Regions from separate parts of the Homo sapiens genome. Here region 2 is linked to region 1. A link is a loop called in an ENCODE intact Hi-C map of the cell type or tissue named here. Cell type or tissue: heart right ventricle. All regions are shown on one strand. Each heading gives the region's core, and the rest is flanking DNA. Links, peaks and the distances in the headings are about the cores only.

Evidence for each region. Hi-C counts contacts between places; a loop is a spot of excess contacts. Peaks named below come from ENCODE experiments on the same cell type or tissue, not always from the same donor. Only the 100,000 strongest peaks of a DNase experiment are listed, where the experiment ranks them.
Region 2: it touches region 1 in a loop (2.6-fold over the local background); 8 of 110 quality-filtered maps call a loop at or near these places.

What each region holds. Positions count from the first base shown.
Region 1 is chr16:48,893,447-48,896,361 of GRCh38, forward strand. No RefSeq gene overlaps it. Among named protein-coding and RNA genes, the nearest start is that of N4BP1, 280 kb to the left of the region's middle. In heart right ventricle, for the core only: no CTCF peak of the experiment used is centred there; no DNase peak of the experiment used is centred there; H3K27me3 peaks cover 896 bases.
Region 2 is chr16:49,349,455-49,352,369 of GRCh38, forward strand. LOC124903689 (a long non-coding RNA gene) reads left to right here. Exons shown (of 2, transcript XR_007065068.1): 2 at 1-1,103. Among named protein-coding and RNA genes, the nearest start is that of C16orf78, 23 kb to the right of the region's middle. In heart right ventricle, for the core only: CTCF peaks have their summits at 1,230 (motif pointing left) and 1,439; a DNase peak (open chromatin) is centred at 1,247; H3K27me3 peaks cover 2,379 bases.

The DNA.
Region 1 (2,915 bases), core at 297-2,796:
TCTCTCACATTAGTACATAGCATACCTAGCTAGTGGCTCCAAATTGGAGCTTAAGGAGAAGAATCAAAAGCTCTCTCTAAAATTCTGAGTGTGTTTGGGAGTAGGAGCCCAGAATGTCAGGTTGACAGGGATTTCATTATCTGGGCTTACTGAGTGACAAAGGCTCAACTCAAACTGATGTAACATAAATACACACACACACACACGCACACACACACATTTTTGAGGGTGTTCATATGTCTGAATAATCTATGGGTAGAATTGGCTTAAGAACAATGGGCTCGCTGGGAGTGGTGGCTCACGTCTGTAATCCTAGCACTTTGGGAGGCCAAGGCAGGTAGATTGCCTGAACTCAGGAGTTTGAGACCAGCCTGGCCAACACGGTGAAACCCCATATCTACTGAAATACAAAAAAACAAAACAAAACAAAACAAAAAAATCAGCCTGGCTTGGTGGTCTGCGCGTGTAGTCCCAGCTACTTGGGAGGCTGAGCCAGGAGAATTGCTTGAACCTGGGAGGCAGAGATTGCAGTGAGCCGAGATTGCACCCCTGCACTCCAGCCTGGGTGACAGGTAACAGAGCAAGACTCCATTTCCAAAAAAAAAGGAACAAAGGGCTCAGAAAACATCCTTAGGACACTGTCTCCCCATCACTTCACTCTGCTTTCATTTGTGTTGGCTTCAATCCTAGGCAGCCTCCCTCCTTAGTGGGCCAAAAATTCCATCTTTTAGCTTAGCGCCCCAGTGAGGATGCATTTTTGTTCTGACTACATCACAGTGTGGTTAAGGACTGGGTGAAATGTGTGTGAAGGTGACTGTGAGGGAAAAGAAGCATAAATGTCCAGTGTTTAGCTGATTGGAGCTAGCTAATGAGAGTCTAAATGGTTCCCCTTTCATAGGTGAGGGGGGGAATTAAAGATACTGAGGGAAGACCCAGCTGCAGAGATCAGAGTGAGGGCCCAGCACACAAAGCCCAACGGGATGATTACAGTCCAGCCCAAGAGGCAGGACCCAGCACCCATGGGGCAAACCTGCAGCAATAAGCATGGCCATGTGGGTTGCACAGCAGCTGATTCAAGCCCTGGTTCATGTGTATGGTAAACACAGCTAGGGGCTCCTATATTGGGCTCCTCCTTCTCTAGAATGTGTGCTCAATCCCTGAGGGATGCCCTCCAATGGGCATGTCTGTATATCATTAGTCAGGGTCAAGGAGGATGTGTGATAGGTCTGGGTGGGAGTGGAGAAGGATTACCAAGCTGAGCTGTTCAGATTCCTCCTCCTGGAAACATGACACTTGGAACTGAGACTCAGAAACTCGAGCACAATCATTCTTTTATTTGTAGAATTTTATTGAGCACCTATTATGTGTCTGATATTGTTCTACAAGTTGGGGATTCAGAACTCTTCATGCCAACATAGATTTTAAACAAACACACACAAACACACACACATAAATAAATACAAACATAATTTCAGATGATAACTGCTATCAAGGAAATAAAACAGGGAAATGTGTTCAAGAATGACCAGGTGAACAGGGAAGACTTCTCGGAGAAGGGTCATGGAAGCTAAGTCCTAGATGAGGACTTAGTCATGGGAAGAACTGGAGAAGGGATTTCCAGGACAAAGGGGCAGAAAACCCCCTGAGAAGGGGACGTATGGCATTATATGGTATTAGAAGCAGGTCTGACATGGCTGAAGGGTGTTGAGCCAGGGAGACAGTGTTATGCCATGAATCTGGAGAGGCAGGCAGGACTGGATCTCATGGGGCCTTGTTGGCTGTAGCAAAATGTTTACCTTTTGTCCTACGGGCTCTCCATGGTCGGAGCTGAGTCCTGGTAAGGCCAGAGCCTTATAGAGAAGGACTCACTGCCACTGAGATCCCAGGAGCTGTCCGGGGTTCTGCCTTCCAGAGGTTGGTCTCCTCTGCGTGTCTGACAGGGTGATCCAGGTCCCTTCCCCTCTCCACATCCTCCATCAGACGACCTTCATTTAGGGGAAATGTCAGCCAGGTCTGGCTTCTGCAGGAGCCACCTTATTCTTCCTTCTGCTGAAAACATCTCATCTAGTGCACAAAGACATCTTTGGTCAGATTCCCTGAAATCAGAGTCTGGAATGGGAATTCTCGTGCAAGTGATTTACCTAGGGAGTGCACTCGGAAGAAACAGGTAAGGAAATGAGAAAGGCAGGATGGGGCAGGTAAAGAAGAAGAGATGTCATTCCAGCTGACATGGAGTCTCAGCTTTGTCCCTCCAGGAGGTCTTGGAACATGAATGGCCACAAGGAATTTTGGCTTTTGAACCCCTGTGCCAGGCACTACTCACAGGCCCCCTGCAGGGCAGAGATGTGGCTGGGACTAATTCCACCAGTTCCTCCAGGTGAGGTGGTTCCCATCAGTCAAGGGCAATCCTCCAGATCAGGGTACAGCTGTGAGTCCTTAGCACCCCAAACTTGCAGGGTACGTGGTTTATAACTTGCCCAGTGAAGGGGATGTGGATCAGGCACAAACAACATCTTATATAAGGAGCATGGCATGTTTCCTTGCATGGAAGCTTGAGGCTGGGCCAAAGACACAAGCCTCTCCTCTACAGAGAGGAGGTACCCCAGACCCAGGCTTTAGAGGCCAGCCGATCCTTGGACTCTACCTGTTTGTGAGCTGGAGGTGATACTGGGCTTACTAGCCCAGTTAGGAATGGGGAATGAAAGTAGGCCATGACCTGTGCCAAGAGCTCTGCAAATGACTCCATTTATGCTGCTGCCCAGACTACAGTGTCATGGGGATCACTCACCCCATTTTACATATGGAGAATCAGAGGTGCAGATAGGTGGTGTGGTTGGCCTAAAATCACACAGTTCGTTGATAGGAGAACCAGAACTTGAATTTAACAGACTTTGGAGCAGGAGTGACTGTGTCTA
Region 2 (2,915 bases), core at 212-2,711, 460 kb after region 1:
TCTAGATTAACTTATTAGATTTAGGCGTCCCTCGTGGGTCTCTGAGAGAGGAGGAGTAGATTCTCCTCCCTGCATTCGGCCCTGCACACCCGACAGTGAGAGCCAAGAGCTGGATGGGCTTCTCCATCCAGCACGCCCAGGCTGGACAGAGGCCCCCAACTCAGGCAACTTTGTCGGGTAACCGTGTGTCCAGGGAGTGCTTTCTTGCACGCTCCGTCTCCGGGCCAGCTTCCAGGACCTGTGCTCACTGCAAGGGACACCCATCAAGCCGGCCCTTTCTCAGAGGTTTTGGGGAGGCTTCAGGAAGGACCCCCAGTGGGGGCCCAGCTTGTCAACATGGGCTGTGCCAAGGAGTTCTGAGTTTCCTTCAGGTCTGTATTGTATCTTCCACCCCCTCAGAGCTCCCTCCCTACTGCTTAGACCACACGAAGCTGTGGGGCTGTGGGCAGCCAGTTCACTTCCCTGACCTTGTCTGCAGGTGGAGACAGTGGCAGTGCCCCTCCCGGGCTGCTGCGTCACTCAGTGTAAAAGCAGGGAGGCACTGGAGAGCTGCTGTCTGCAAGTTTGTTGCTACTTCAAAAGGTGCAGGTGGGCCCTCACCTCCTTTAGAGGTGAGGATGAGCTACCCAAAGTGAAAAGGAGCTTCTCAGCGTCGCAATGGAGTCACGGCCAGGCTGCCCACACCAGCCGTCCGGACCTGCACCAGTGCCACGGGGTCTGCCCCATCTTCTCTTCCCTCTCCTTCCCCTCTCCCTCTCTCTCCCTGTCTCTTTCTCCTCTCTCCATGCTATTGACTGAATGTTTGAATTCCCTGCAAATGCATTCCTAACCCCCAATGTGACTGTGTTTGGAGACAGGGTCTTTAGGAGGTAACTGAGGTTAAATGAGGTTGTAAAGATGGGGCCCTGAACCGATGGGACTGGGGTCCTTATGAGAAGAGGAAAAGGGGTCCCTCCCCATGGAGGGACGACCACAGCGAGGCAGCAGCCGCCCACACGCCAGAGAAGGGGACTCAGACGGAAGCCTTGCTTCACCGGCACCTTGATCTTGACTCCTAGCCTCCAGAATTGTGATAAATAAATTTCTGTTGCTTAAGCCCCCAAGTCTATGGTATTTTGTCACGGCAGCTCCAACAGATTCAGATGCTCTCCCTCCTCCCTCTCATTCCTTCCCTCCTCCGACTCCCCAGCACCAGAGGTCCCGGACTTTCCCGTTGCAATTCCGCCATCTGCTGGTCGGTCTCAAGATAGCAGGCAAGGTCCGTGCCTCGGAGCCGGTGTCTCCTCTAGGGTAGCCCAAGGCAAGGGTGGCCCTTCCACAGCCAGCACCCCACCCCCCTCCCAACGCACACACTCATACACACAAGCACACATGCAAGAGCACAAATGCGCATACTCATACATGCACACAGGCGCACACACACACACAATGCACACATGCACGTTTACACACACACAGACACACACACGTGCACGCGCACACTCACACTCATACACATGCCCACACACATTTACACTCACACACACATGCACATTCTGGCATATGTGAACACACAATCACACTCGCACACAGACACATGCACATTCTCACACACACATTCACACATGCAAACACACTCATACATGTGCGCACAAACTAATATACATGCATTACACAAACACCTATCACCCACTCCACTCACATATCACACACACACATCCCCAGCCAAGGATGAGCCAAGCTGGCTTCTCACCACCCCCTGGTTTGCCCTCCGTATACATTTCCCCAGACATCTCAATTCCTGACGAATGGGCAAAACTTTTATTGAGCCACGCGCTTCTTAAAGTCAGGACCACGGCCAACTCCTCTCCTTATCAACCCTCATTGCCCGCCCCACTCAGTGCCTGGCACGCAGTAGGAGTGCACCAAGTGTTCAATGACTAAAGGAGGCAGTTCTCTTTGGGGGACTGAATTGGTTTTCAACTCTTTGGGGCTGTGAGCTCAGAAGCAGGCATCTTCCTCCTGGTTGGAGCTCAGGCTCACAGGCAGGTGTCCCCACACTTGAGCCCCTGCACACAGCCCCAGGCCACCTAAGGGGTAACTGACGAGAGCATCATCACCTGTCTCATTAGAATGGCCCCAAACCAATCTCTGCAAACCAACTCTGAGTGGGGACACACATCTCTTGCTTTGTCACTTGGCAAAGCAACTCAAAGGGAAGGAAGACACAGTGGCTGTCTCCACAGTTCAGCTGCCTGGGAGGTGCTGTTATCTGATGGGCTAATGAAGATGGATCTATCCAAGGGGAGAGGGAACCCCAGCTTCACTGTGCAACCTTGAACCTCCTCTGTGGCCCTAGTTTCTAAATCGGCCCAGTGAGGCTGGGGAAGATGAGGCTCCCAGGCCTGGCATACTCAGCGCAGGCTCACTTCAATCTCTGGAGGGAGGGCCAGGCTGAGGGTAAGGAGAAGATGGCCCACCTCAGGCTCAGCCTCAAAAGGGGAGTAATGACAGGATCATGCACAGCAAGCACTGCCCATCTTCCACTGCCTGTGCTCTGATATGGCTCAGTACAGTGACCACGGTTACTGATGTTGTCTTTATTTAAAATTTTGAGGCCAGGCACAGTGGCTTACGTCTGTAATGCCAGCATTTTGCGAGGCTGAGGCCAGCAGATCACTTGAGCCCAGGGGTTCAAGACGACCTTCCTGAGCAACATAATGAAATCACATTTCTACAAAAAAAAAAAAAATACAAAAATTAGCTGGGTGTGGTGGCACACACTTGTAGTCCCAGCTACTTGGGAGGCTGAGGCGGGAGAATCACTTGAACCTGGGAGGTTGAGGCTACAGTGAGCCACATTTGTGCCACTGCACTGTAGCCTGGGTGACAAAGCAATACCCTTTTTTAAAAAAAATGATATTTTATTCATTGTG